2 separate regions of the Homo sapiens genome follow, and region 1 is linked to region 2. A link is a contact called in ENCODE Hi-C or POLR2A ChIA-PET data. All regions are on one chromosome and are shown on one strand. Each heading gives the region's core, a stretch centred on a gene start or an enhancer-like site at or near the end of the contact. The rest is flanking DNA. Distances are from core to core; before and after follow the strand shown. Region 1 has its middle 60 kb from the start of LINC02793. Region 2 has its middle 25 kb from the start of LINC02793.

What was found. Hi-C counts contacts between places; a loop is a spot of excess contacts on that map. ChIA-PET counts read pairs that join two places held with the same protein, here RNA polymerase II (POLR2A). Pooled maps may share reads with other maps.
Region 1: a loop to region 2 is called in a map of natural killer cell, with 6 times the contacts of the local background. The contact joins two enhancer-like sites. A Hi-C loop is called at or near these places in 3 of 168 maps with a recorded cell type or tissue (CD8-positive, alpha-beta T cell and natural killer cell), 7 of 37 single-sample maps with no recorded cell type and 6 of 50 pooled maps. POLR2A ChIA-PET finds 5 or more read pairs at or near these places in 6 of 52 experiments (B cell, CD8-positive, alpha-beta T cell, CD8-positive, alpha-beta memory T cell and 3 more).

Annotation. Positions count from the first base shown.
Region 1 is chr1:25,098,436-25,103,262 of GRCh38, forward strand. No RefSeq gene overlaps it. Among named protein-coding and RNA genes, the nearest start is that of LINC02793, 60 kb to the left of the region's middle. Within about 2 kb of position 1,401, at least 4 of the 41 ENCODE cell types and tissues checked have a DNase peak (open chromatin) inside an H3K27ac peak, as active enhancers do; they include CD8-positive, alpha-beta T cell and natural killer cell, where a contact is called at or near this core.
Region 2 is chr1:25,063,498-25,068,548 of GRCh38, forward strand. No RefSeq gene overlaps it. Among named protein-coding and RNA genes, the nearest start is that of LINC02793, 25 kb to the left of the region's middle. Within about 2 kb of position 1,499, at least 2 of the 41 ENCODE cell types and tissues checked have a DNase peak (open chromatin) inside an H3K27ac peak, as active enhancers do; they include CD8-positive, alpha-beta T cell and natural killer cell, where a contact is called at or near this core.

The sequences.
Region 1 (4,827 bases), core at 151-2,650, 35 kb after region 2:
GGTGGCAGAAACACATAACCTGCATTTCAAGGGTAATACAAGATCTAGCTGCCTAGCTGGAGGGGGACATCTTCATTCATTCATTCGTTGTACCAATATTTATCAGGCACTCTTCTAAGGGATACAGCTGAAGAGATCTGGGGCCATAGAAAGGTGGGCTTCCACCCCAGGTGAGCACTTTAATGGGCCTGTGGAGCCCCAGCAAGTTGCTGAGCCGTGGACTGGCAGGAGCAGTGCCCAAGTCTGGGCTGCACCTGAGCAGGGCCCCAGCCAGCTCTTCCCAGTCACAGGCAGGGGCTGGCTTCACCTTGGGCTTCAGGGCAGTTCCCACCCAAAAGTGCAGCCCCTCTGCAGTGCCCTGGGCTCAGCTAAGACTGGCTCCTGGCTGTAAGAACATCGGCCTCTTCCCCTCCATTGGGGTTGAGTGGGCAGAGCGGTTGGCCTCAGCACATGATCATTCCTTGCCTATTCACTCATCATCCCAATTAGTGAGCTGGTGGGAGCTGCCCCCTCATTTCCACAATGATCTATCTGCACGTGCCTAATCCCAGGAGCTGAGCCAAGAGAAAAAGTGATAGCAAGGTCTTGAGACTTCTCTGAAGGGGCTGGGCTGGGGTGTTTTGGGGTAGAGCCACTGAAATTGACGGGTCCAGGGAGGACCTATGGAGACCCAAATTTGAAATCTGGTGCCTATGTCAGGAAACAGGACAAAAGCTGGTGGATTAATGACAGCATTTCACATCAAGGCTCACAGAGTTGAGCATTCTCAGACCAAAGAGTCCATCTTTTCTCCATACACAAGGCGAGGGGAAGCAGGGAGAAATACAAGAAAACAATCACAAACCAAAGCTGAGGCCAGCAGGGACAAGGCACCGCAGCGTGTTTTTGGCTGCTTCTTTCTTCTCTGTCTTCTCCTGGCAGAGTGCAGCTTCCCCTTTGCTGACCAGACAGCACTGACCATCGGCCTCGAGAGATCTGGACTCCTTTAGCCCAAGTCGCTTCTAGTTGCTGTTGACACATTCACCACCTGCTTCCTGCTCTGCCAGAGCCACTCCAGGGAGGGCGTGATGGGGAAGAAGAGCTCTGGTCCCTCCTGTCTGCACGCAGTCCCAGGTCAGAGACAGCTGCGGTCACAGCCTCTTCCCCTCCTCTCTCTGCATGCAGCCACCCCCTGCCTCCTGTCACTAGCTCAGCTCAAAGGGCACCTCACAAAACAAGCCCCGGTGTGCACAGGGACATACGTGCACCCAAGATGTTCACCACAGCATTGCTTTAGCAGAATTCATCAGGTCAGTACAACAAAAGATCACACATTAAACATAAGACAGTCAGAGAGTGGGAAGTTGTTTATAATACACTAAGTCAGTGGTTCACGAATTTGCAGAGCAGCAGAACAATCTGGAGGGTTTGTTAAAACACAGACCACTGGACCCCACCCCCAGAGTCTCTGAGGTTTGGGGTTGAGAGGGAAAGCAAGAATTTGCACTTCTGACAAGCTCCCGGGTGATACGGATGTTGCTGTCAAGGGTCACACTTTGAGAGCCACTACATTAAGTAATAAAGAAAATTCAAAAATATATGCAACCTGATATCATTGTGGTTATGTGTAAATAAATGATTAAGATACTGGTGGGGCACAGTGACTCACACCTGTAATCCCAGTACTTTGGGAAACTGAGGCAGATGGATCACCTGAGATCAGGAATTAAAGACCAGCCTGGTCAACATGGTGAAACCCTGTCTCTACTAAAAATATAAAAATTAGCTGGGTGTGGTGGCACACGCCTGTAGTCCCAGCTACTCTGGAGGCTGAGGCAGGAGAATCGCTTTAACCAGGGAGGTGGAGGTGGCAGTGAGCTGAGGTCACACCACTGCACTCCAGCCTGGGCGACAGAGCAAGACAATGTCTCAAAAAAAGAAAAAAAAGATACTATCAGTCACTGTCTCTGTGTAATGACATCGATTCGAGGCTTTTTATCATTTTATTTTTTTTTCTGAAAAAAAGTTGTCTGCAGTAAACACAGTTATTTTTGTAATGAGAGAAAAATATTTAGGCACTTCCTTCATGACACCTCCCCAGGCATCCCCAGAGAGAAGTAACTGCCCCTCCCATCTCCCCCTTTCTGCTGGTGTCCTGCGGAGCTCTCCCTTCTGCCTTGTGTGGGTTAAGCTGTCCCCACACCTGTCCCCATCAATAGGCAGGAAATGCCTTACACAGGAACTCTAGCTCAGGCACCTCCCTGTCCCCACACAGGGCCTGGCATAGCGCATCTTTCTCCATCCAAAGCCAGTGGGAACTCACAAAGTGGGGTGGAGGTCATAAAACGAACGTGGACTCCCCAGTCCAGTGGCCTGGGACAAGCCTGAATTCTGCCACTGCTTGGCTTTGAGCTGTTTGGTCCCAACTATGGGTTCTGGGTTCTGGAATGGCCTAGCCTGCCCCCACTGGCCACCAGCTTGGCCTTCATAGCACCCAAAACCATAGCACCACCCCAGTTGGCTCCACATCAAAGGCCCTCCCCCACCAGGAAGCATTCTGGTTACCAAAATGGTCATTGGTGATGGCACCATTGTCCAGAGAGTCCCTGCAGGCCTGGAGATGCATTCCTTCAGGCCCAAAGACATGACTAGAAAACTGCACAATTGTCCTAACTCCAACACTTACCAGTAGCATGACCCTATATAAATAAACTTGCTATCTCTGCATCTTTATTTACCCACTTGTCCCATAATAAGGTTGCATTAGAGAAGTGACACTCACACTGCCCCCTCCTCAACCTCCCCCTGACAGACATGATTAATCAATCACATTATCCTATCTCCCTGAGCCAGGAAGCAGCCTCAGAATTTTCTTAACGCTAATTTCCAAGCATAGTTCTCCAATGCAAGCAAACCTTCAAGATAAAAGTTATTAAAATTAATTAATTGATTTTTTAAAAATATAAAAGCCATTTGCCATTGCTGACCTATATTATTCCCTGTTTCCCTGAAACCTAGAACAATGCTCAGCAGAGTAGCCATAGTCAATCTTCGTTCAATGAATCTACATGGATACACACCAGCTGTCACCGGTTATTATGAAAGGGAAATCTTTGGTAGCCACCAACCATCCTGTGCAAACTCCAGACCAACTACTTCCTCCTTCCAGGATCCCTGACCATTGAGTTGGCGCCCTCTGCTGTCCGTTGGCTGGTACTGCAAAGGACTGTCCATTCTCAGCCCTAAGGAACTGTGAAAATTGAGCAGAGAACGATGCCAGCCATTGACCTCGTAGTAAACAGACCCAAACTTCCTCATCATGATGACCTCCTGGGGTGGCTTTGGATGCAGTCGGCTGCAAGCCCCGCCAGACACCATGCACGTGAGTATCATTTAGTCTCTTTGAGCTTTGTTTTATCCTCCTCCCCTCTCCTTCCTGTGTCATCCGCAGAACTGAGGGCCCTCTGTTCCAATTCTCTCACTCCACAGCTGATAGGATTGAGGCCAAGTGAGGAGAGGGGATCAGTTCAAGGTCTCACACACCACTCAAACCAGAACTCGGGTCCCCATACTCCCAGCTCTGGGCTCATTGACACACCAGGTTGCCTTCCTCTTCTCTAACAGGTGGGACAGGACAGGCACAGTGGCTCACGCCTGTAATCCCAGCACTATGGGAGGCCGAGGTGGGTGGATCATGAGGTCAGGAGTTTGACACCAGCCTGGCCAACATGGTGAAACCCTGTCTCTACTAAAAATACAAAAATTAGCCAGGCATGGTGGCACACACCTGTAATTCCAGCTGCTCAGGAGGCTGAGGCAGGAGAATTGCTTGAACCTGGGAGGTGGAGATTGCAGCGAGCTGAGATCACGCTATTGCACTTCAGCCTGGGCGACAGAGCAAGACTCTGTCCCCCAAAAGAATCAGATAGGAAAGAAACTGCCCTGGGCTTGGAGTCCTTGCGTTCTCCAAGGGCTTCACCCACTTGCCGCGGGGTGGGGGACGGGGGGTGAGTTCTGCCTGGAGCTAAGGAGTTAGAGGGCCCCAGTTCAAACTCTCTGGCATCTTCTCGACATCTCTTTACCAAGATCTGCCTCATTTGGCCTCTACCCATCTCTCTGATGTCATCTCCCCACCCTTGCCCCCCATTCACTCTGCTCCAGCCATAACGGATGGCCTCGTTCCAACCTCAGGGCTCTTGCACTTGCTGTGGCCTTTTGTGGAACCTCCTGTCCCCAGATCTTCGCATGACTGAGTCCATCCTGTTTTTCCTCAAATGTCGTCTCTGCTGAGAAGCCTTCCTCCACCACCTGAAGGAAGTCCTCCCTCCCACCCCCACAGAGGTTTTGTCTGTGTCCTAGCCCCCAGCACTTGCATGGGCACTCAGCAGGCACTCAACTAACAGTTGTTGATTAGATGAGTAAATTAGGGGCTTGAAAGGGAGACACGAGGAGAGTCCTAGAAAGGGAGTCAGGGGTGAAAGACGTGAGTTGAAGGCCACCTCCACTGCTGGGTGACCCCAGGCAAGTCACAACCTCTCTGAGCCTCAAATTTTCCAATTCCATGGTCTGTTCATGCCTGGACAGCCTGAGACTCTCTGATCAGGGAGACTTCAGAGCCTACCCCAGAATGCAGGCCCCTCAGACCTAGTGAGGGGGGATGGTGGGCTTCTCCTTCCTCCCCTCTCTATGGTCCCCTCCACTAGTTTCAGGTCCAAACCCCTCAGGGAAGGGACAGAGGAAGCCAAGACGAATGGGCATCCCCACTCCCCAAGGGCAGGCAGCCCACATGAGGCCTCTAGGATAATTACAGCCAGCTGGGCTGCCTCTACCCCCTACCCCAGCTCCCTG
Region 2 (5,051 bases), core at 249-2,748:
CAATGCACTCCAGCCTGGGCGACAAGAGTGAGAATCTGTCTAAAAAATAAAAATAAAAATAAAATAAAAAATAAAAAAACCTACCACCCATTGAGGAAAGGCTAGCAGGGTACCAGGCAGCTCCCAGGCATTTTACATATGCAGTAAGTTGTTTACCCTCACAGCAATTCTGAAGCTATGCTGATGGTAAGTGGACCCATTTGACAGCTGCATAAACTGAGGTTCTTAGTATGGTGTCCCCCAGAAGCAGCCCTTAGGTGAGGGCTCAGTTCCCTGTGAGTAGTGCATTTCAGAGATGATACCAGGAAATACCGGTAAGGAAGAGGAGAAATGAGACAGGGAAGGGAAGAAAGACATAAAAGGCTGAGTCATTAAACAAATGACCACTGCGGGCAACCAAAGTGGTTGGGGCTTGCTGGGAGATGGCGTGGAATATGCCCCAGGATCATCCCAACTGAGGGGACAGGAGGCTGGGATATTTGTCTGCCTTCAGGCCTTACTGCCCGAGGGCTGCTTCAGCGGATGCATATGTTCCAGGGCTCAAAGCCCTTCAGCTTCGATTTCACTCACACAGAGAGGAAATGCCCTCGGGCAAACAGTCATGGCGTGTGCAGTAAGCAGCACCAAATGGGAAAAAGTGAAGGCTGAGGGGACTTGGGCCAGGCATCTGCAGGGTCTTCTTTCCGAGGCTCAGAGAGGGGTAGTCACTGGTTTAAGGTCACACAGCTTGTTAGTGGCAGAACCTGGATCCAAACCTGATCTGCCAATCCCAAATTTTAATCCCCAGGGTAGGAATGGGACCAGGACTAGGGGTTAGGTCTGTCTAGAGTGGGCTCTGCAGCTCAGCTTCACTCTCCACCGCACCAAGAAAGCCCTTAAACCTTATCCAGAAAAATGCAAGGAGAGATACCAGCAGGTTCCCATGTTCCCTGGAAATCCTTCATTGCCCGTAGTCTGGCTGCTGGGATGTTGGGAATCTCAGAACAAGGTTATTTTGCCAACGGGAAGGCAGACCCCCTGAAACAAGGAAGAGAGACTGCAAAGCCCAGACCAGAGGGTGAATGAATGAATGAATGAATGAATGAATGAATGAATGAATATAATCAGACAACAGTGTCTCAAAGCTCAGATCCTCTTGGCAGCATCTAGGCCTTTCGCCTCCTCCCACAATTCCACCCACCAAGCCCCACAGAAAGACAGTCCCAAGGTGGCAAACTTGTAACCCACAGGTGTCAAATGAGTCATTTTGCTTTGCATGTCACCATGCTTTTGAATTTTTTTTTGTTTTAGCTTTGTCAACATTTAACAATTGTAAAACTTCACATCACATGAAAACCCCGATTTCCAACTTTGCTGGAAAAAGCAGAAGCTCTGGTGGAATAAAGCCCACCTTCCTGCTGGGTGGCAGCCCCCCCTCCCTGGGATCAGACAAGGACTCTCCCTCTTGCCTTCCTGACACTGAAGCCAACGTCAGTTGCCACATTGTCACTTGCACTATGGTTTTAATGTCACCGACATGGCCCCTGGAAGCACGGAAGTCTGAGAGGCCTGGAGCTGGAAACCTGGAGCCCTGCGTTCTGACTTGCTCTGTGACCTCAAGCAAGTCCCTTCCCCTCTCTGTGCCTCATCACTTCCTTTATGAACTGAAGGGCCAGACAAGTGATCTAAGAGCCCTTCTTGCCCACAGTGTCCCAAAATCAATAAAGAGGGCTGGGGAGTTGAGCAGACCTTCCTTGGTTGAAGGCCTCTGTCCAGGCATGGGGGGCACTGCTGCAAAGAGACTGCATCCTCCCGACTCCCCCAAACTCAAAGTGCATCCAGGTGCTCCTGAGGGTCTGCTGGGCACTTGCTGCCCCTCCACACCACTCATGAGCTCCACTGAACCTGTCCCCAGCAGCGGGTATGCCCCTCAGATAGATGACTTGCTCTTCTTATGTTCCATGGGCACATGTAATGGGTGGGCAGCAGGCGGAAGAGCAGGACACAATCTCTGTGCTCATAGGCCGTGAGCGGCAGAGAACACCAAGCAGCAGCTGCAGGCAAAAGAAAGCCACTCCCCACAGTGCAACTCTGATCTCTCCGCCACGGCATGGATACCCACCCCTGGCTGCTGCAGGCCGACCCCTGAGAAGCCACTGGAAAAGAGTGCAGGGCCTGGGCCGGGCACAGGTGCCTGTCCAGAGCACAGATTCAGAGTCTGAGCAAATTCAACCCAAATGCTTCCGGTGCCTCCTCCGTGCCTGGCAGTGGGCTCAAGTCCCACCAGTCACTTCCTAAATATGAACTAACCATATCATGATCTGTGTCGTGATTGCTGCAGCTGCGGCGGGAGCTCTCGGGAGAGACCTGGCAAGCCCTATCTGCCAGCCTCCACCGCCTCCTTCACGGAATTGCCTCCTTCTTGCTGGAGCTGTTGTGAGAACCAGATGAGAACAACAGCCAGCATGCCTGGAGAGCTTTTCTGCACCCAGCACGGTTTGGGCTCTTTTCAAGTGACGCTGCGTGTGGCCCGGCCAGCTCACCACACTCACACGTGCCTCTCATGCCTCACACCCGCAGGGCGCCCACACCCACTTCCACACTCACACCCGCCCACCCCCCTGCTCACAAGTGCGTCCTCCCAGGCCCCAGGCCCCCGCCCCTCTCCCCTCCCCTCCCCTGTGGCCAGTGAGCTCCCAGCCTGCCCTGCGCTGGCCCCATGGTGCTGTCAGGCTCCCCGAAGCCACAGCCTGCCCTGACTCCCACAGCCAAATCGAGTCAAAGACCAATTAATATTCTGATACCTGTGGCCAGCTGAAGTGATGGAGAGCTGCTGATTTCTTTTTCCATTTTACTCCAACTGTGGTTTCTTTTTTTTTTCCCAGCCCTCCTTTGGTCAGTGGTTTTAGGGGCACTAAAGTTCACTTTTGTGGGTAACCTGCACTGTTAGCTGTTGATTTAATTAACTCAGCCTTTCTCTTCCTTGACCAGAACACGGCCAGCCGGGCTGCTCTGCAGACACCCATTTGGACAGCCGACGGCTGGAGGCGTCTGGCAGGAGGAGCATGTGGTCCCTGGCAGCCACTCGCCAGCCCCGCTGTCGTTGACAGCTGAGTGTTTTCTGCAGCACTTCTGAGCCACCAGTGTGTGAGGTTCAAGGGGGGTTTGCTCTTATTTGATGGGTGGGCAAATTGAGGCTCCGAGGTAAGAATTCAATAAGGTTGCAAAGCTAGCAACGAGCATTCCTAGGTTTGCAAACCAGGCATGCCTTTGTCCACAAGCCTCTATTTTGAAGAGACTGCCACGCCCCTAAAAGGTGTGGCATTGGAGGTGAGGCAGAGAGAAAGCTGGAAGACACAACGGGGAAGAGGAGTGCAGGGGATTTTAAGGAAGATGCTAGTTGAAGTTGTAACCTCTTGGCCTCACTCCTGGGGTTCTTCCTTACAATGGAGCAAACCAGAATCTTTCTTCCTCTCAGACGTTTCCAGAATTCTTGCACGAATCTCTCAGTGGCAAGGTGAAAGGAACATCAGGCCTTCCACAGAGGGACAGAAACCCTTGCCCAGTGGAGGCCTCCAACCACAGAGGACCCTTAGAGATAGGAAGCCCAGGGCGAGAGGGAGAAGGAGAGGGACCAGGCGCAGACACCTGAGGATGAGCAAACAGAAGTGAGGCCAGGGATGTGGTGAGACTCTCCGGGTGACTTGGAGAAACTTCATCCCACTCTCTGGACCCCAGAGAGGCAGTGAGGGATGCCCTCAGTGGGCAGAGATGGCTGTTCCAGCCCGGGCAGCTTGTGGGTTATGGAACTCTGGCTGCTGGAATAGAGAAGCTGGCAAGAGTAGGGAGTTCAGGCAGGGTTCTAAGCCTAGGGGCCGACCCTCCTCTTCTCCCCTTCCCGCTCCACCTCCTCCAGGAAGCTCCTCACCCCTCACCCATGCCTGTTCCCCAGCCCTGTGCCCAGGGCTCCGTGGGCCTTTTTTTCTTGCCACCAGGGTGAATCGTCAATTGATTTGTTATTTATCCCACTGACAACAAAGAGAGTGAAAAGGTAATAATTCTGGGCCCTGGGGTAATTCAATTCCTGTAGCACCGTCAGCTACATTAACTTACTTCCTGGATCTCAATTCAATTAGAGCAACATTCCCCAGCATTAATAAATCAATACTCATGCCATTTGGATATATTTTGAATGTCTTTCATTATACATTGCAGGTCAGGGATGGCTGTTGAATTGGAAGTTAATGGGACAGGACAGGGCAGGTGGGGCTGCCTGGGGAGAAGCTTCCAGCCGTTAGCTCTAATTGCCTCTGCTGCAAAAGAGGGCGTTAGTAAAACAGAGGCCTGGTTAACTTAGCCGAGCCCGCCTGGAGTTACAGCAAGTTGCAACTCCTGTCTGGGTAGACGGGAGCCACGGTGGTTGGAGAGACTGTGTTCACCCACTTGGATACTCATTCATGCATTCATTTCCCCATCCCTCCCCTCCCAACCTTCCTCCTATCCATCCTTTCACTCTCCAGCCCCTTGTCATCCCTCCTCTAAGCCTTCTTTTGGACTCTCCCTATTCCTCCTCCCACCCTCCTCCTGGTTCTTCCTGTCCCTCCTCCTATCCCGCCTCTCAACCCTCCCCCCGTCCTTCCTCTCATCCCTCCTCACAATTTTCCTGTCTCTCCTCTTATCCCTCCTTCATCTTCTCCCCATCTTCCTCCTATCCTTTTCTTCCTTTCTTCCAATTTTTTTTCCATCTTTTGATTTTTCTCCCCATCCAGAACACTGCACTGTACTGTAGGGCCTGGAGTTTATGAGGCTCCAGGCCCTACACTGGCTTTTGGGCTTGTATGGGGTACAGCATACGTGTTCTCCAGCCTCAGGGACTCAGACGTCTAAATGAATAATGGCGAGCCAGTGTTTAAGAGCAATGACATGGACAATCATTAATACCTCTGTGGAAGAGGGGCCAGAGCAGGGCTCAGCACCCACCTGTGGCTGGGAGTTCTGACCCTGGGGATCAGGGAAGGGTCGGGGGAACGCTCCCTAGAGGAGGTAACACCTGGGGTAGATTCTGAAGGATG